2 separate regions of the Homo sapiens genome follow, and region 2 is linked to region 1. A link is an interaction called in ENCODE POLR2A ChIA-PET data of the cell type or tissue named here. Cell type or tissue: GM12878. All regions are shown on one strand. Links, peaks and the distances in the headings refer to the core of each region. The heading gives the core; the rest is flanking DNA.

The links. Peaks named below come from ENCODE experiments on the same cell type or tissue, not always from the same donor. Only the 100,000 strongest peaks of a DNase experiment are listed, where the experiment ranks them.
Region 2: POLR2A ChIA-PET joins it to region 1 with 6 read pairs; 1 of 35 experiments calls an interaction of 5 or more read pairs at or near these places.

What each region holds. Positions count from the first base shown.
Region 1 is chr9:5,578,755-5,589,090 of GRCh38, forward strand. All of the region lies in intron 1 of INCR1 (interferon stimulated noncoding RNA 1), which reads right to left. Among named protein-coding and RNA genes, the nearest start is that of RIC1, 45 kb to the right of the region's middle. In GM12878, for the core only: no CTCF peak of the experiment used is centred there; DNase peaks (open chromatin) are centred at 4,327, 4,737 and 5,047; H3K27ac peaks cover 2,500 bases.
Region 2 is chr9:5,473,456-5,483,791 of GRCh38, forward strand. The region is part of intron 2 of INCR1 (interferon stimulated noncoding RNA 1); the gene reads right to left. Among named protein-coding and RNA genes, the nearest start is that of CD274, 28 kb to the left of the region's middle. RefSeq lists an enhancer at 8,683-9,184. In GM12878, for the core only: no CTCF peak of the experiment used is centred there; a DNase peak (open chromatin) is centred at 4,956; H3K27ac peaks cover 1,104 bases.

The DNA of each region.
Region 1 (10,336 bases), core at 3,620-6,119:
AGATATAAGAAGACTGAAAGAGCAAAAAAGTGGATGCCAAATATTAGAACTACAGACAGCAGCTACCTTTCTACTACCTATTGCTACAGGCATGACACATTCAGGAACTAGAAACAGGAAATAATTCCCCCTCCCACCTTCCAGTCCCCAAGGCCTTCCCATTTACTGAACTTAACAGGAAGCTAGCTGGCAAGGGAGGCTGGCAAATGAAGTTTGTCAAAATTCCAGCCCTGGCACATCAGAGCAGAGGAGAGGAGGATGGACTTAGAGTTGAGAACAGGAGGTACATAACCAACTCACTCCTCAATCAAAATCTATCTGGATGAAGTGGAGACATATCCATTAAGAGATAAAAAATAAAGAGACTATAAATTCCAATTAGATTGTAGCACAAGGAATTGTCTTAAACTCTGTGGCATCTGACCCTGTAACAAGGGCCCAATGTATATTTGTTGATTGGTTTTATGAGAAAAATAAAAATTGGGCATCTGCTTTGACCATGAGCATAGGACAAAATAAACTTATTTATTTATTTATTTATTTATTTATTTATTTATTTATTTATTTATTTTTGAGACGGAGTCTCACTCTGTCGCCCAGGCTGGAGTGCAGTGGCAAGATCTCGGCTCACTACTAGCTCCGCCTCCCAGGTTCATGCCATTCTCCCGCCTCAGCCTCCCAAGTAGCTAGGACTACAGGTGTGCGCCGCCATGCCCGGCTAATTTTTTGTATTTTTAGTAGAGACGGGGTTTCACCGTGTTAGCCAGGATGGTCTCAATCTCCTGACCTCGTGATCTGCCCACCTCAGCCTCCCAAAGTGCTGGGATTACAGGCGTGAGCCACCGCACCCGGGCCTTTAAGTACATTTTGTAGAAGTTGTATCAAAATTCATTGGCTGCAAATGAGAGAAAACCTGATGCAAACTGGCTTAAATTTTTAAAAGATAATGTGTTGGCTTATGTAACTGAGCAGCCAAATGTGCAACTGGGTATAGGGGGTCTAACAAATGTCTTCAGGATTCAAATTGTCTCTATCATTTCTTCACTCTGTTTCCTTTTTGTTGATGCCATTCTCAGACAAGATATCTCCTCATAATTACAAGATGGATGCCAATGATTATTAAACCTTTCAGATTCAAATATTTTACAAGAAAAAAAAGCCAGAGTATTTTTCTCAGCATTCTCAGCAAAATCCTGAGATTTACAGTGGAAAACTTATGTGCTGTGCCCTCTCCAGAACCAGTCACTGAAAGAAAGAGTATGTAAGTGATATCTTACATCTGGAGCTCCACCCAGACCACATGAACTGAAAGTGGAGAGTGAATCAAAGTGACATCTTTTGTGCTAAGATGTTGCAATTGCCCAAATGCATCTGTGGACTTCTACTAGAAGGTATAGCAGAAGGTGTTAGGTGTCTATTATAAGAAAAATATCACTATCATATAACACCCCTGGGGGACATATTTCTAAATTTCAGACAAAATATATTTTCAGTGCGTTGTCTTTCCTGATAATGTATTTACAGCCTGTCATGGGATATGTCTGTTTTAAAGTGCTGGGCAGGGTTTGGACTACATGTTCCTCCTTGTGCTGGGTTTGAAACATTAGATTGCCAATGTCTCATTGCTGGTATCCAAAATGAGGTTTAATTAAGTTTGCCATTATAGCTAATCTCCATACCATGCACCAGACATTGCTCTAATAGCTTCACATGTATGATCTCATTTAAACTTCATAACTTAGTGTATTGTCTTGTCTATTTTACACGTGTATTAGTCCGTTCTTGCATTGCTATAAAGAACTACCTAAGACTGGGTAATTTATAAAGAAAAGAGATTTTATTGACTCACAGTTCCACAGGCTATACAGGAAGCAAGGCTGGGGAAGCCTCAGGAAACTTACAATCATGGCAGAAGGTGCAGGAGAAGCAGGCAGGTCTTACATGGCCTGAGAAAGGAAGAGGGAGAGCAGGGGGAGGTGCTACACACTTTTAAACAACCAGATCTCATAAGAACTCACTCATTATCATGAGAACAGAAAAGGGAAATTCCACTCCCATGATCCAATCACCTCCCACCAGGCCCCTCCTCCAACACTGGGCATCACAATTCGACATGAGATTTGGGCGGGGACACAAATCCAAACCGTATCAACATGTAAGCAAACTAAGGCCCAGTGAAGTTAGATAAATTGCTCACATCACACAGCTAGTAAGTGGCAAAGCTAGATCTTAAGATTTTGCAAGCCAGACATGACATCAGGCCAAATATCCTACACCTGTACCAGTCAAGCCTTCATTATATAGTATTTTATAATTACATATGTGTTCAGTTTTCTCCAACAGCCTTTGAGGTATTAGGAGGAGGACCTGGTATTTTATTCATTTTTATAGTCCCAGAACCCAGTACAAGGATTCGCACATAGAAGATACTTAACAATTATCATGGAATTGAATTGAAAGCAGTGTGCATGGAGTCGAGGCAAGAGAGGCCAATATGGAAAAATATTTAGTGAATCTCCAGCATGTCCAATGGAGAAGGGTCTCTGTCCATCCAGCCCACATGTTCCTACCACCTGTCAGATCTATTCCTCCTATGTGAGTGCATCAGTCATGTAGCTTGTTGACACTAGTCATTAAAATCATTCTAGCCACCACCACCATCCTTCACCCCATCTATGGTCTATGCTTACTGAGAAACCTGAGTATAATTTGACTTCTTATATAGGGTTTTCTATAGGAATAGACTTTTTAAAGCAACTTCTGATATGCATGTCAATGGCATTTCTTATAATAGAAAAGTCCCTTAGGAGTTTGGTTAGTATGATCCAGTTTTTTAGTCTAATTCTGAGTTTACTCACAGAATCAATTTTCTAGACCTTTGAGATAAGACCTGGTGGTGTCAACAAGAACACCATTTGACCCAGCAGAAATACCATTTGACTCAGCAACCCCATTACTGGGTATATACCCAAAGGAATACAAATCCTTCTATTATAAAGATACATGCACACGTATGTTCACTGCAGTACTATTCACAATAGTAAAGACATAAAATCAACCTAAATGCCCATCAGTGATAGACTGGATAAAGAAAATGTAGTGTATATATACCATGGAATACTATGCAGCCATAAAAAGGAACAAGATCATGTCCTTTGCAGAGACATGGATGGAGTTGAAAGCCATTCTCCTCAGCAAACTAACACAGGAACAGAAAACCAAACACTGCATGTTCTCACTTACAAGTGGGAACTGAATGATGGAACACATGAGCACATGGGGGGAACAAAACACACTGGGGCCTGTCAGAAGCGGGGGTAGGAGGAGGGAGACCATCAGGAAAAATAGCCAATGGACGCTGGGCATTAGGTAATGGGATGATCTGTGCAGCAAACCACTATGGCACACGTTTACCTATGTAACAAACCTGCACATCCTGCACATGTACCCCTGAACTTAAAATAAAAGTTAAAAAAAATTTAGAATGGGAAAAAAGGACAGAAGGAAGTATGCTAAAATATGAATAAGATTTTGTTAAAGTGTTGGGGTTGTATGTAATTTCCTTCTTTTCTCTGTTTTACAAGATGTTTTGTAACGTAGTATAGTAACTTTCATAAAATGTTATTTTAAGTAGTTTTCCTCTGTGACATGGAAATGAGATCTCTGTAGAGCTTACTGAAGAAACATCATGGTGTTCAGAAACAGCAATGGTACTCCTGGCAATATGTGTTATTAGGAATATGAATATCTGTCAATTGTTTACAAAATTTTGGGGGATCCCTCTAAGGAGTTTTTTTCTTAAAGTTGAGAAAAAAAACCCTAAAAGCTCATTTTCTTTCCTTTCTTCCTCTCCTTTGTTTTCTCAACTATAAAATTAGAATGGCAATAACAGTGGCTATCTTTGTCAATGTCATGAGATTATGGGTAATTTTTTTCTTTATATTCTTCTTGTATTTGAAAAGCTTAAAAAATAAACATTTTAAATTCAAAAAAAATCTTTAAGCAATTCTTTAAAAATATTTTGAAATTTTAGAATTTCAGCATCTGCTTATTATAAATCAAAAGGTCACATAAATGGCAGATATAATGTTTCTGGGGCAGAATTTTTAGATGCACAACTTGTGTTTTTTCCCTATGTCAAGTACAAACTTTCACCTGTGTTTTTATGAGAATCTAAAGAGAAACTACAAGAAAAGTGTACTAAGTTAAAGTTTGAAAAGGCACTGGGTTTGCCAGCATCCTGCCTGCCTAATCAAACATCATGCAGCTCCAGCACAGAATGCATGACTGAGCTGCGTCAGAACATGTGAGGTTCATGTGATTGGAGGAGCTGCCAGCATCTTTCCACTAGTGCTCTGGGGAGTTGTCTTCAAGAACTAACGTCCTGAAGGCAGAAAACTCAAGGGTGGGGAATGAAAGGGGTCTTTCCAAAATATAAAAACTTTTCTGAGTGTTCTCAAAATGAAGACAAAGAAAGAACAGCTTCTGTGTGTGAGTATGTTATAGTGGAATGTGACATTTGAAAGCTGTTAGGGAAAATGCCAGTCTGGCAGGCTACAGCTGTATCCCCTGAGAAGCACAATGGAAAGTTTAAGTCCAGGTTGACCAGAGCCTCTACTTTCTTACACTCATCAATGAGACAGGGTGATTCACTGGACTACCCTGACACAGTCCCCTCCCTTTCAAGGCTGTGTGGCATAAAGGCAGCTCATCTAGTCCCCAGGGTGTTTCAGACTCTGTCTTAGGACTCTGAAACCCCCAGTCAGCACTGTGTACTTGTGAGAAATACAAAGTATGTATTAGATATGCTCTACCTTGAGTTTGAGGAATGTATAGTGAGCTGGAGAAATACACCACAAAAACCAAAGCTACATGCAATCAAGTGACTGATAAGTGGGACCAGACCATAAGACCCAAAGGAATTCAGGGTGGGTGGGAGCTCCCCATGGACAGGAGTAGCCCAAGAGAGCAGGGAGGGAAAGAAAAATGCAATTTGGGAGGCCGAGGCTGGCAGATCACTTGAGGTCAGGAGTTAGAGACCAGCCTGGCCAACATGGTGAAACCCCGTCTCTACTAAAAATACAAAAATTAGCCGGGCGTGGTGATGAGTGCCCACCAGTTACTTGGGAGGCTGACGCAGGGGAATTGCTTGAGCCTGGGAGGAGGAACTTCCAGTGAGCTGAGATCACGCCACTGCACTCCAGCCTGGGCGACAGAGCAAGACTCCATCTCAAAAAAAAATTTTTTTAAGTTTACAAAGCATTTTCAAATGTCTTGTTATACTAGTTGAGCCTCACTACCACCTGGTAAAGGGAGTAGAACAAATATTCACATTTTATGGATGAGGAAACTTGGGCTTATAGAAGTTAAGTAACTTGCCTAATTTATCCCATTTCTTTTTCAGTAAAGTTACCAGTTTGGGCTGGGCATGGTGGCTTACACTTGTAATCCTAGCACTTTGGGAGGCTGAGGCAGGCAGATGGCTTGAGCTCAGGAGTTCAAGACCAGCCTGGGCAACATGGCAAAACCCTATCTCTACAAAAAATACAAAAATTACCCAGGTGTGATGGTGCACGCCTGCAGTCCCAGCTACTGGGGAGGCTGAGGTGGGAGGATCGACTGAGCCCAGGAGGTTGAGGCTGCAGTAAGTTGTGAATACACCACCACACTCTAGCCTAGGAAACAGAATGAGACCCTGTCTCAAAAAGAAAAAAAAAAAGTTACCAGTTTGGTAGCTTAGGGAGTTACAAGTTTGGTAGCTCATGGAGTTGCCATAGACATAGAATATATTGATTTTTAATCACAGCACACAACAAGATGTACATTTATATCCTTGTGAGTAAGTGAATATGGTTGAGAGAAGAGGTTAGGTTGACAAAGCAACTACTAAAAAATTGTCTTTTTCCCTCTGTCTTATGGGTAACTTGGATGAAAACATAGAAGATGAGCTTATAATATATGATGATTAATAAAGTAGGGAGAGAGAGTCAGTTGGATAGAAGAGTTTCTATTTCAAAATCCCAGGTTGCCACAGTGGCTCACACCTGTAATCTCAGCATTTTAGGAGGCCGAGGCGGGCAGATCACTTGAGGTCAGGAGTTCAATACCAGCCTGGGCAACATAGCAAAACTCCATCTCTACAAAAAATACAAAGATTAGCCAGGTGTGGTAGTGTGTGCCTGTGATCCCTGCTAATTGGGAGGCTGAGGTGGGAGGATCGCTTGAGCCCGGGAGGTTGAGGCTGCAGTGAGCCAAGATTGTACCACTGCACTCCAGCCTGTACAACAGCATGACGCCCTGCCTCAAAAAATAAAAATAAAAAATAAAAAAATTAAGTCCCAGGTTGAATCACGAGGTCAAAACCAAAGAGGTAGAATGAAAGGTCCTGCTTTTGATCCACACACCTAAGATGGAAGAGCAGTTTATTAGCAGTTAATATGAAAAAGTTCTGGGGATTTAATAGAAAAGAATTTAAACAGTATCATACTCATAAACTACAAATGTGCCCTAAGTACAAATGCAGGTTGAATTGAAATCCAATTGCTTAAAAACTAAGGAGGTTGGGCATGGTGGTTCATGCCTATAATCCCAGCCCATTAAGAGGCCAAGGCAGGTGGATCACTTGAGCCCAGGAGTTTGAGACCAGCCTGGGCAACATGGCGAAACTGCGTCTCTATAAAAAATACAAAAATTAGCTGGGCGTGATGGCGCACACTTGTAGTCCCGATACTAGGGAGGCTTAGGTAGGAGGATCACCTGAGCCCAAGGAGATCAAAGCTGCAATGGGCCATGACCTCACCACTGCACTCCAGCCTAGGCAACAAAGTGAGACCCTGTCTCAAAACAAAACAAAAACACTAAGGAGAACTTCAGCAGTGTTGACAGGACACTGTTCAGAACTGGGAACAAATAGTCCTATGGAACCTACTATGTCTAGGCCAGCCTACCTCTAGAATATTTTGTTCTATTCTGGGCCCGACTTGTTAATTGGGACATGAATAAATGAGAGTAGATCTAGAGGGAAGCACCCAAGATGGCAATCGGGCTTGAAGCCACCCCTAGACTAGGAATATTGGAAGAAGCTGGGCGCATTTCTCCTGGAGAAGAATTATCAAGGGAAGACATGAGAGCCAAGATCAATGGGTGCAAGTTACATTGAAGAAGAATTTGGCCCAGAAATGGAAAGAATTCACTAACAACTAGAGCTGTTCATCAAAGGTTAACCTCCTGGTTCCTGGATATATCTACATAGCCTGGAGCTACCATTTTTCAGGATACTCTGGAAAGTATTCTTCCCTTAGGTGATGAATTACAAATCTTCTTACTCTAAGATCCCATAATTCTTCAAACTAGACACTTAACTCCTATGAGCCTCAGTTTCCTGAGAAGACTAAAATGAAATGGCTTGTAAATCCCCTTCCAGCTCTAACTTTCTATGAAGTACTTGGTCCTAAAGGGTACCCTCGTTTATGTTTCACAGAGATACCAGAAACAGGAGTCTTTTATCTTCAACTTGACTCTCAAGATGTTATCCTCAAGTGAACTTTTTTCTACCAGCTGAAATATGTCCTTAAAATCTTTGAGTCAATGAATCATGAAATGAGCCAGGTTTTCAAATCTCATTTGTAGGGTTCCTTAAGAACTATGTCCACTTGCCACATTCTTTTCTGAATATTATTCTTTTTTTCTTCAACCCTGTTTTTTAACCCAAACATCCTGTTTTCAAACATCCTGTTTTCAACCCTCTTTGTATCTAAGGATGGAACAAGGCTGATGACACAGACAAGAAACTTGTAAAACATAGCAAGTATCTGCCTTTTATTTGGTGAATAATGTCAGGACTAGAGAAGGGCTGATGTGAAATTCTGGGCTGGGCTTTAAGGCTTTAAGGCATAGTTTTGCCTCAAAGAATTGCCTCCACACAGGACAAGTCACTGTAAGCAAAGTATGTGGCTGCATCTGGACATGACAGGAGGTGAGCTGGGAAGTCCCTGCCCTTTCCCTGCACATGCACTTACCCCATTTCTCCATCTTTCTACCTCAACACTTCACCTTCAGAGATAATTTCTTTCAGGCCTCAAAGCATTTTTAGACTTTAAGTTCTTTTGTTGCTGTTTATTAGCTCAACCAGGGCCATGTACCAGAACCTGGGGGAAAGGGCCATTTCTATGGAAATGGAGATAGGGTCCAGGCCTATCCTGAGAAAGTGCAATCATGAGGAGACCATCCTGTTCTTTCTCATGTATTTTATCATTCATTTGGTACTAAGCACTGTACTAGGCACCAAGATAGATAGTAAAACATCAGCCTTGTCTTCAAAGGGTTTGCAGATCACAGAAGCCCTCTCTCTCTCTCATCTTTTACATAGATGATATCCTATATAACAAGAAGAGATGTCACAGGATGACTAAAACAGGCAAAGCAGCTGGAATATGTGTGTGGCTGGGGCAGCCCATGACAGGGCCTTAACCCTAGTAATGACGCTGACAGCTTTAGTCACTGAGGGGAGTGGCCAGAACCTGCTGGTTTGGTCAATGGGGGACAACAATCAAGTAAGGGAAAAGTGATCTTATAAGGACTGGAGGGAAGTCAACAGAAAATCTCAGCCAAGTGCCATACATTTTTTTCTATAGAGTTCTATATTTTCTGGAACTCATATACAGAATTAAGTAAGAGTCACCCTGGGCTATATTGGTAAGGGCAAAGAGCTGGAATTTCTTACAACTTTATTTTGAAGCCTCAAGCAGCGGAAGGCAGATGGAAGAAGTAACATGTGGTGGTGGTTCTCAGAATTTTTACCACCCCCAAAACATGGAAGATAATTCCTCACTCTCCGGTCAGTAACAACCACTGACTTCTGCAAAGATTCACAGCCATTTGGGGTACATATCAGAATATCATGGAGAAGCAGGAAGTGGGGAGCAATTTCATAAAGCTTCCTACTTGAGTCTAATATAACCCTTTCCTACCTGCCCTGAGATCTATAGGTAGCTTGCCTGAGTTGAATCCAGCTCTGCCATTAACCAGCTGCATGACTACAGACAAGTCGTTCTCTTTGAACCTTAGTTTCCTCATACATAAAATAACGAACCTTACCTGGCAGTGTTATTGAGAGGAACTACAGAACCTATCACAGTTAGTATATAGCAATATAGCCAGATCTTTTTTTTTTTGTTTTTGAGACAGAGTCTCACTGTGTTGCCCAGGCTGGAGTGTAGTGGCACGCTCTTGGCTCACTGCAACCTCTACCTTGCAGGCTCAAGCGATTTTCTTGCCTCAGCCTCCCAAGTAGCTGGGATAAAGACACCCACCACCAAGCCCAGCTAATTTTTGTATTTTTAGTAGATATGGGGTTTCACAGTGTTGGCCAGGCTGGTCTCAAACTCTTGACCTCAAGTGATCCGCCTGTCTCGTCCTCCCAAAGTGCTCGGATTATAGGCATGAGCCACTGCGCCTAGCCCATAAAGCTAGATCTTAATGAGCAATTAGCTACTAGTACAATAATTTGTTTTAAAAGCTATATTATAGGATAACAGAGTCTACTCAGTCAGCCTTTATGCAAAAGTGAAAATCTTGGGATTCTCAGAAATATGCTCTCAACAGTAAATGCCCTATGTAACAAGGTGCACCAGCTTAGGCTGGGGCCATTGGGCCCATAAAATCTTCATTGTTAAAGTTAAGAAGTTGGGTACAAGGACAGAGAAAAGCTACTATTCCCAAGTTGCCAAATTAAAAAAATTACCTATCTGGAAGGTAAATTTTTTTTACCCCTTAACAGATCTTTAAGTGTATAATAGAAGGGAGATTCAAAATTTACATTTGAAACTGATTGTTTGAGGGGAAAAAATCTAAATAAAAATTTTAACAATCATATAAATATAAAGCCAAGATCTTAATCTGGAATGGGAAGGTTAAGACCATTCATTAATTCAACAAATATTTACTGAGCAGCCCTGAGACTGTTTTCCTTGGGGTCTGGGAAGGGGAGCCATGGTCAATGGACTCTTGTTATCTGTAGGAATATTGATCCCTACCACAAGGTAGAGGGACAGGGAATAAAGGGGAGATAGTCCTCCTATGAGATAAAGGTAGGGGATGTTCTACAGGGCCCAGTTTTATATTTTTCTTTTCTGCCTTGTTATTTCTTCTCATGATTTTCTTTCAGTAAAATCTCTTTCCCACATCTCTTTCAGTAAAATTTTGTTAAATGATAGTCTTGTTCTCTGTTTTGGGGAATTACAAGATGGACTCTTAATGGGGCTCTATTAGTAGATGGTAAGAATTCCTGGGAATTTCCAGAAATTCTTTGGGAAAAGTCAGAGACTAATCTTCTCAC
Region 2 (10,336 bases), core at 3,714-6,213, 110 kb before region 1:
TCCTTCGGTTTGTGTCCTCTTTTATTTCATTGAGCAGTGGTTTGTAGTTCTCCTTGAAGAGGTCCTTCACATCCCTTATAAGATGGATTCCTAGGTATTTTATTCTCTTTGAAGCAATTGTGAATGGGAGTTCACTCATGATTTGGCTCTGTGTTTGTCTGTTGTTGGTGTATAGGAACGCTTGTGATTTTTGCACATTGATTTTGTATCCTGAGACTTTGCTGAAGTTGCTTATCAGCTTAAGGAGATTTTGCGCTGAGACGATGGGGATTTCTAAATACACAATCATGTCATCTGCAAACAGGGACAATTTGACTTCCTCTTTTCCTAACTGAATACCCTTTATTTCTTTCTCTTGTCTGACTGCCCTGGCCAGAACTTCCAACACTGTGTTGAATAGGAGTGGTGAGAGAGGACATCCCTGTCTTGTGCCAGTTTTCCAAGGGAATTCTTCCAGTTTTTGCCCATTCAGTATGATATTGGCTGTGGATTTGTCATAACTAGCTCTTATTATTTTGAGATACGTCCCATCAATACCTAGTTTATTGAGAGTTTTTAGCATGAAGCGCTGTTGAATTTTGTCGAAGGCCTTTTCTGCATCTATTGAGATAAACATATAGTTTTTGTCTTTGGTTCTGTTTATATGATGGATTACGTTTATTGATTTGCGTTACGTTGAACCAGCCTTGCATCCCAGGGATGAAGCCAACTTCATGGTGGTGGATAAGCTTTTTGATGTGCTGCTGGATTCAGTTTGCCAGTATTTTACTGAGGATTTTTGCATCGACGTTCATCAGGGATATTGGTCTAAAATTCTCTTTTTTTGTTGTGTCTCTGCCAGGCTTTGGTATCAGGATGATGCTGGCCTTATAAAATGAGTCAGGGAGGATTCCCTCTTTTTCTATTGATTAGCATAGTTTCAGAAGGAATGGTACCAGCTCCTCTTTGTACCTCTGGTAGAATTCAGCTGTGAATCCATCTTGTCCTGGACTTTTTTTGGTTGGTAGGCTATTAATTATTGCCTCAATTTCAGAGCATGTTATTGGTCTATTCAGAGATTCAAATTCTTCCTGGTTTAGTCTTGGGAGGGTGTATGTGTCCAGGAATTTATCCATTTCTTCTAGATTTTCTAGTTTATTTACGTAGAGGTATTTATATTATTCTCTGATAGTAGTTTGTATTTCTGTGGGATCAGTAGTGATATCCCCTTTATCATTTTTTATTGCATCTATTTGATTTTTCTCTCTTTTCTTCTTTATTAGTCTTGCTAGCGGTCTATCAATTTTGTTGATCTTTTCAAAAAACCAGCTCCTGGATTCATTGATTTTTTGAAGGGTTTTTCATGGCTCTATCTCCTCCAGTTCTGCTCTGATCTTAGTTATTTCTTGCCTTCTGCTAGCTTTTGAATGTGTTTGCTCTTGCTTCTCTAGTTCTTTTAATTGTGAGGTTAAGGTGTCAATTTTAGATCTTTCCTGGTTTCTCTTGTGGGCATTTAGTGCTCTAAATTTCCCTCTCCACACTGCTTTAAATGTGTCCCAGAGATTCTGGTATGTTGTGTCTTTGTTCTCGTTGGTTTCAAAGAACATCTTTATTTCTGCCTTCATTTTGTTATGTACCCAGTAGTCATTCAGGAGCAGGTTGTTCAGTGTTTAGTTTCCATGTAGTTGAGCAGTTTTGAGTGAGTTTCTTAATCCTGAGTTCTAGTTTGATTGCACTGTGGTCTGAGAGACAGTTTGTTATAATTTCTGTTCTTTTACATTTGCTGAGGAGTGCTTTACTTCCAACAATGTGGTCAGTTTTGGAGTAAGTGTGATGTGGTGCTGAGAAGAATGTATATTCTGTTGATTTGTGGGGAGAGTTCTGTAGATGTCTATTACATCCACTTGGTGCAGAGCTGAGTTCAAGTCCTGGATATTCTTGTTAACTTTCTGTCTCATTGATCTGTTAATGTTGACAGTGGGGTGTTAAAGTCTCCCATTATTATTGTGTGGGAGTCTAAGTCTCTTTGTAGGTCTCTAAGGACTTGCTTTATGAATCTGGGTGCTCCTGTACTAGGTGCATATATATTTAGGATAGTTAGCTCTTCTTGTTGAATTGATCCCTTTACCATTACATAATGGCCTTCTTTGTCTCTTTTGATCTTTGTTGGTTTAAAGTCTGTTTTATCAGAGACTAGGATTGCAACCCCTGCTTTTCTTTGTTTTCCATTTGCTTGGTAGATCTTCCTCCATCCCTTTATTTTGAGCCTATGTGTGTCTCTGCACGTGAGATGGGTCTCCTGAATACAGCACACTGATGGGTCATGACCCTTTATCCAATTTGCTAGTCTGTGTCTTTTAATTGGATCATTTAGCCCATTTACATTTAAGGTTACTATTGTTATGTGTGAATTTGATCCTGTCATTATGATGTTAGCTGGTTATTTTGCGCATTAGTTGATGCAGTTTCTTCCTAGCATTGATGGTCTTTACAATTTGGCATGTTTTTGCAGTGGCTGGTACTGGTTGTTCCTTTCCATGTTTAGTGCTTCCTTCAGGAGCTCTTGTAATGCAGGCCTGGTGGTGACAAAATCTCTCAGCATTTGCTTGTCTATAAAGGATTTTATTTCTCTTTCACTTATGAAGCTTAGTTTGGCTGGATATGAAATTCTGGGTTGAAAATTCTTTTCTTTAGGAATGTTGAATATTGGCCCCCACTCTCTTCTGGCTTGTAGAGTTTCTGCTGAGAGATCCGCTGTTAGTCTGATGGGCTTCCCTTTGTGGGTAACTCGACCTTTCTCTCTGGCTGCCCTTAACATTTTTTCCTTCATTTCAATTTTGGTGAATTTGAAAATTATGTGTCTTGGAGTTGCTCTTCTCAAGAAGTATCTTTGTGGTGTTCTCTGTATTTCCTGAATTTGAATGTTGGCCTGCCTTGCTAGGTTGGGGAAGTTCTCCTGGATAATATCCTGAAGAGTGTTTTCCAACTTGGTTCCATTCTCACCATCACTTTCAGGTACACCAGTAAGACGTAGATTTGGTCTTTTCACATAGTCCCATATTTCTGGGAGGTTTTGTTCATTTCATTTTACTCTTTTTTCTCTAAACTTCTCTTCTTGCTTCATTTCATTCATTTGATCTTCAATCACTGATACCCTTTCTTCCAGTTGATCGAATTGGCTATTGAAGCTTGTGCATGTGTCACATAGTTCTCATGCCATGTGTTTTCAGCTTCATCCAGTCATTTAAGGTCTTCTCTATGCTGTTTATTATAGTTAGCCATTTGTCTAATCTTTTTTCAAGGTTTTTAGCTTGTTTGCGATGGGTTCAAACATCCTCCTTTAGCTCAGAGAAGTTTGTTATTACCAGTAGTCTGAAGCCTTCTTCTGTCAACTCGTCAAAGTCATTCTCCGTCCAGCTTTGTTCCATTTCTGGTGAGGAGCTGCGTTCCTTTGGAGAAGAAAAGGTGCTCTGATTTTTAGAATTTTCAGCTTTTCTGCTATAGTTTCTCCCCATCTTTGTGGTTTTATCTACCTTTGGTCTTTGATGATGGTGATGTACAGATGGGGTTTTGGTGTGGATGTCCTTTCTGTTTGTTAGTTTTCCTTCTGACAGTCAGCACCCTCAGCTGCAGGTCTGATGGAGTTTGCTGGAGGTCCACTCCAGATCCTATTTGCCTGTGTTTCACCAGTGGAGGCTTCAGAACAGCAAATATTGTAGAACAGCAGATGCTGCTGCCTGATCCTTCCTCTGGAAGCTTCATCTCAGAGGGGCACCCGGCTGTATGAGGTGTCAGTCGGCCCCTACTGGGAGGTGCCTCCCAGTTAGGCTACTCAGGGGACAGGAACCCACTTGAGGAGGCAGTCTGTCCGTTCTCAGATCTCAAACTCCGTGCTGGGAGAAACACTACTCTCTTCAAAGCTGTCAGTCAGACAGAGACATTTAAGTCTGCAGAAGTTTCTGCTGCCTTTTGTTCAGCTATGCCCTGTCCCAAGAAGTGGAGTCTAAAGAGGCAGGCAGGCCTCGTTGAGCTGCAGTGGGCTCCACGCAGTTCGAGCTTCCGTGTCGCTTTGTTTACCTACTCAAGCCTCAGCAATGACGGGCACCCCTCCCCCAGCCTCCCTACCACCTTGCAGTTGGATCTCAGACTGCTGTGCTAGCAGTGAGTGAGGCTCCATGGGCATGGGACCCTCCGAGCCAGGCGCGGGATACAATCTCCTGGTGTGCTGTTTGCTAAAAACCATTGGAAAAGTGCAGTATTAGGGCGGGAGTGTCCCGGTTTTCCAGGTACTGTCTGTAATGGCTTCCCTTGGCTAGGAAAGGGAATTCCCCGACCCCTTGCACTTCCTGGGTGAGGCAATGCCCTGCCATGCTTCGGCGCACCCTCCATGGGCTGCACCCACTGTCTGTCAAGCCCCAGTGAAATGAACCCAGTACCTCAGTTGGAAATGCAGAAATCACCCATCTTCTGCGTCACTCACACTGGGAGCTATAGACTGGAGCTGTTCCTATTTGGCCATCTTGGAATCTCCCTACCCATTTTCCATAATTGACATATTTATAGGGTACAGTGTAATGTTTTGATAGAAGTATACATTGTGTAATTATCAAATCAGGGTAATTAGCATATTCTTTTCCTCAAATATTTATCATTTATTTGTGATAAGAACATTCAAAATATTCTCTCCTAGTTATTTTGAGTTATACAGTATAATACTGTTAACCACAGTCACCCTATGTATTAGTCCATTTTCACAGTGTTATAAAAATACTACCTGAGACTAGGTAATTTATAAAGGAAAGAAGTTTAATTGACTCAAAGTTCTGTATGGTTGGGGAGGCCTCAGGAAACTCACAATCATGGTGGAAGGGGAAGCAGTCACCTTCCTCACAAGGCAGTAAGAGGAGAGAGAGCAAAGAGGGAAGAGCCCTTTATGAAACTATCAGCTCTTATGAGAATTAACTCACTATCATGAGAACAGGATGGGGGAAACCACCCCCATGATACAATCACCTCCCTCCCTCAACACGTGGGGATTACAAGTTTCTCCCATGACATGTGGGGATCACAATTCGAGATGAGATTTGTGTGAGGACAGAGCCAAACTGTATCACCCTACTATGCAATAGAACACCAGAACTTATTCCTTCTATCTAACTATAAGTTTGTACCTGTTGACCGATCTCTACTAATCTCCCCTCCTCATGCCCCCAACCCTCTCCAGCCTCTGGTAACCACTACCCTACTTTCTACTTCTGTGATATCAACCTTTTAACATTCCACATATGAGTGAGATCATTTAGTATTTGTGTTTCTTTGCCTGGCTATTTCACTTAACATAATTATCCTCTAGTTTTATCCATGTTGCCACAAATGACAGGATTTCATTTGTTATGGCTGAATACTATTCTATTTTGTGTGTGTGTGTGTGTGTGTGTGTGTGTGTGTGTGTGTGTGTGTACACCACATTTTTTCTTTCTTTTTTTTTTTTAAAGAGATGGAGTCTTGCTATGTTGCCTAGGCTGGCCTTGAACTCCTATCGTCCCACCCACAGCCTCCAGAGTAGCTGGGAATATAGGCACATGCCACTGCACCTGGCTTATATACCACCTTTTCCTCATCCATTCATCTGTTGATGGACACTTAAGTTGATTCCATAGCTTCACTATTGTGAATAGTGCTGCAATAAACCTAGCAGTGTAGATGTCTATTTATGTCTTTATTTATTTAACTATTTTATTTATTTATTCTTTATTTAACTATTTTAAAGCTGAGAAATTCAAAATTAACTTTTGTTCTATTGATATATTTGGCCAAATTTGTTAAGACAGATACACCTGTTTTTAGAATTTTTCCTATCCCAGGCTTCCAAAGTTTCAAGAAAATTGATATAATAAACCAACTTATTCCCATTATAATTTAAACATTTCCGAAATTATTTCCATTTTAAAAGAAGTTAATGTTTGACCAATGAAGCAATTGTCAATGATGGGGTTTTATTATGAGTTTAATAATGATATTTACCATTTATTGAGCATGTACCTTATGCAAGGTCTTCATCTGTCAATCATCTCTTCTTTCTGCAAATACAAGACTTAGCAAGCTTGGAGTAAGTTATGAATGCTAACATATGTGAGATCAAATAGTCTCTTTCTAGGGCACTGAAGGTCTTTGGGGACTTAAAAACTCGATTACAATGATTCAGTCATATAAGAGAAAATTGCAACACACACACACACATAAAACAGAAAAGAACTATTTGTACATGCCAGGAAACACTGCTCTAAGAGTTGCTTTATTCTAGGTGACTATGAAAGGAAAAAAAAAATCTAACTATAGAGAAGTTAAAAAATGTACATATATTTGGGAAGAATAGGAAATTTCACCAAAGGCCTGGAGTCACTCAAACCCGAGTTCCAATCTTCTTAGATGTAAATTAACTTCATTGAACCAGTTTACTTTAAAAATTCTTGTTTTTATTAAAAATTTCAATTACTATTAAAATTATATTTTTAATTAAAAATACTTTAAAAATTAAAGTGTATAGTTTTTCTATTTATCTTAAATATTCAAATAATTGTGAATTAAAGTTGTGCCAGCTTGAAGATTTAAAGTGATAGGCTTAATAATTTTGGAACTTTTCTTAATGTCAAAGTTAACTAGAGCTTCTTTTCTTTTTCAAATTACACATTTAAAATTCCGGCATCAGTTCCTTTTTGAGTCATCTAGGTCTCTCACGTCAGTAAATATTGAGCTACTGTAAAGCTGAAGTTACTTACGTAGTAACATAACTTACTTAGGGGAGATTTGTAAATGTTTATTTTGGATAAGCTATGTCTTATTTTTGTTTTGCTTTTGAGAAAGATACTTCTCATTCTTTGCTAATTTCAAACAAACAGCTTTATAGTAGAAAGCAATTATTTCTATAACTCAAGTTAAATAATTCTGTCTATTCTTTAGTCAAATTGAAAATAAGACATAACAAAACAATGACCCCCTTGCCTTGGTTTCTAACTTTTCAGAGGTGAACACAACCATAAATGGTAACTAACTTACAGTAGTGCCTACTGTATCCACTAAGCATTATGTAGAATACAGAGGTGACCCAGACATGCACCCTGCCCTTAAAAAACATGAAGATTGAAACATATTATCATGATTTACAGGCATAGCTCCTCCTCCTCCAAAAACAAAACAATACAAAACACACAAATAACTGTGTTTGTCAGAAATACAGACACCAAGTGTTAAAATGTCAGAAAATAGGGCAGCTTGAACTCAACCTTTGCACTCTCTAGCACTTGAATTATATTTTATCAAACCTTTGTTAAGTTAGTTCATGTATTTTGGTGCCTCAGTGGTTCTAATCCAAGTATAGTATTTTTGTAGATCCATCTGTCCCAGTGCTGCATAACAGCACTAGAACATGTGGAAGAGATTTAACAAATAGTATTAGCTATGATATGTATATATTAGTATATATTACATGTCAGGAAGTGTTCTGAGTTCTTTACGTGTACTAATTCATTTAGCCTTCCCAATAACCCTATGCGGAAAGTTATTACCATCTTCTCTTGACAGATAAAGAAACCAAGCCACAGAAAGTTTAGGTAACTTGGCCGAAGTCATGCTACTAATAAGTTATGGCCCCAGGATGTGAGCACAGTTTGACTTCACAGTTTGCTCTTATACCCTACACTATGCTACCCCTAAATAATTATTCGAGTCATGTTAATGAGGGGATTTTAAAAACTTGACAGTATTGGAACAGTATATATAGTAAGCTGATACTTCCCTGGGTTGGACAACTCCAGAAGCAATCTGATGTTTGTTTGCCTGTATATTTTTGTTTTTCTAGGCAATGGGGGCTAATCTCACTAGTACTTCTGTAGACTGTCTAGCATATGTCTTTCGGTGAATCTTTGAACTCGTTTTCCATTTGGTATATATCTGATGGTACAATTGCTGAATTCTTGGTATATACATAAGAATAGAATTTCTAGGTCATGGTATAGGATTGCTGGAAACTGTACCAATTTGCATTCCCACCAGCAGGGCATAGGAGTTCCAGTTGCCTTGCATTTTTCCCAATATTTTCTGCCTCTTTCATTTTAGGTGACTATGCAGAGACATCACATTTTGGTTTTAATTTGCATGACTCTGATGACTAATGGAGTCAAACTCATTTTCATATATTTATTGGCCATTTGTCAATAAAGTTTTATGAGGTGTCTTTTCAAGTGATTTGCCCATTTTTTAAATTAGGTTTTCTGCCTAATTCCTAATTGTGTAGGAATTCTTAGCGTATTCTAGATACAAGCCCTTCGTCAGAGACATAAACTGAAAATCTCTTCTCCCATTCTGCAGGATGTCTGTTCTCTCTTCACGGAGTCTTTTGAGGAAGTGAAGTTCTTACTTTACATAGTTCAATTTACCAATTTTTTTCCTCATGGCTAGCACTTTTTTGTGTCCTGTGTAAGCAAACTTTGCCTACTCCAAGGTCATGAAGATTTCTTCCATGTTTTCTTCTAAATCTCTATCATTTTATTTTTCACATTTAGATCTGTAATCCTTCTGGAATTATTTTTTTGCATATGGTGTGAGATAGGAGTTAAAATACATTTTCATGTGGACATTCAATTGTCCCTACACCATTTACTGAAAATACCATCCTTTCCCCCACTATACTGCAGTGTCACCTTTCTCATAAACTAGTTGACTATATCTATACCTATGTCTCTATCTATGTCTATCTACCTACCTGTATATATCTGTTTATGGAGTCTGTTCTATTACATTGATCAGCTCATTTGTTTTTTTTTTTTGTCTAGAAAATTTTGCTAAAGCAGTATTAATGAGTTTGAATCTTGCCTCTTGGGGCTGTGACAACACTTCAGGTTGTGATTCCTCACCTGCAGCCCTATCCATGCCATGGCAACCACCGAGGCATCCATCCTGTGGTTATCTATACAATGCATAATAAAGACCTCAGCTGGCCTCGGCGGCTCACGCCTGTAATCCCAGCACTTTGGGAGGCCAAGGCAGGCAGATCACGTGAGCACAGGAGTTCGAGACTAGCCTGAGTAACACGGCAAAACCCCATCTCTCCAAAAAATAAAAAAATTAGCTGAGCATGGTGGCATGCGCCTGTAATCCCAGCCACTCAGGAAGCAGAGGTGGGAGGATTTCTTGAGCCTGGGCTATCGAGGTTGCAGTGAGCCGAGATCGCGCCACTGCACTCCAGCCTCGATGACAGAGTGAGACTCTGTCGGAAAAAAAAAAAAAAAAGATAACCTCTATCTCCCACTGCTTTCCCTTCCCACCGTCACCCCAAGTTTCTGTCATTTCTTTGAATTTGTTATTTGACTTTCCACAAGTATAAAAGTACACTTGTATCATTTATTTTAGGTATTGGATATCTTCCCTTCCTTATGTATTATTTTAAAAGCAGCTAAATAAAAAATTTAGCTTGGTTTTTGTTGTTGTTGTTGTTGTTTTGTTTTTTTGGTTTTTTGAGACGGAGTCTCGCTCCATTGCCCAGGCTGGAGTTCAGTGACATGATCTCAGCTCACTGCAACCTCTGCCTCACAGGTTCAAGAGATTCTCCTGCCTCAGCCTTCTGAGTAGCTGGGACTACAGGTGCATGCCACCACGCTTGGCTAATTTTTTTTTTTTTGTATTTTTAGTAGAGACGGGGTTTAATGTAGCCTTCAAATAATTTTTTTAACTATAAATTCAGTGGCTTTTGATTTTTCAAAAAGAGTCTCCACTCTTACCTAAAACTACAATGGGTATTTGAATTCTAGAAGGAGGTGATTTTATTCCAAACTGATAATCACTATAAAACATTATGTCTTTTCTACTGGAAATAGAAATACAGTGTATATAGATGTTTGTTAGACATCTCTAATAAAAAAATGAGTATTGTATATAACTGAGCCTTCCTAGAATGTTTGCCCACAGCCACAGTGTTATAGCAGTTCATATTATCTCTCTCATGGTCACATGTTAGAAGTAGAGTCATGTAGCAGTATGCAAGCAAATCCCCTGTTGGGATGCCTGTTGGCTTCAGATTAGCTCACTTACTGGGCAAAACAGAGACTATGGGCAATGCCCAACATTTCCTCATTTCTCATAATGGCTTATCAAATTCCCAGTCACAAGAGCTAAAACCTTAGAACAATCTTTTACTCTTCCCTCTTCCCCATGGCACAGCTTTAACATCGACTGAAGCTTCTTTTATAGAATTGTTTCTCCGGTTCCTTTTTTGTGAATTTATTGTTACTATTCTCTCTCAAACTTCATATAGGATGTTGACAGTGACTTAAGCAATAAGAAAGATTATCACATAAAACAA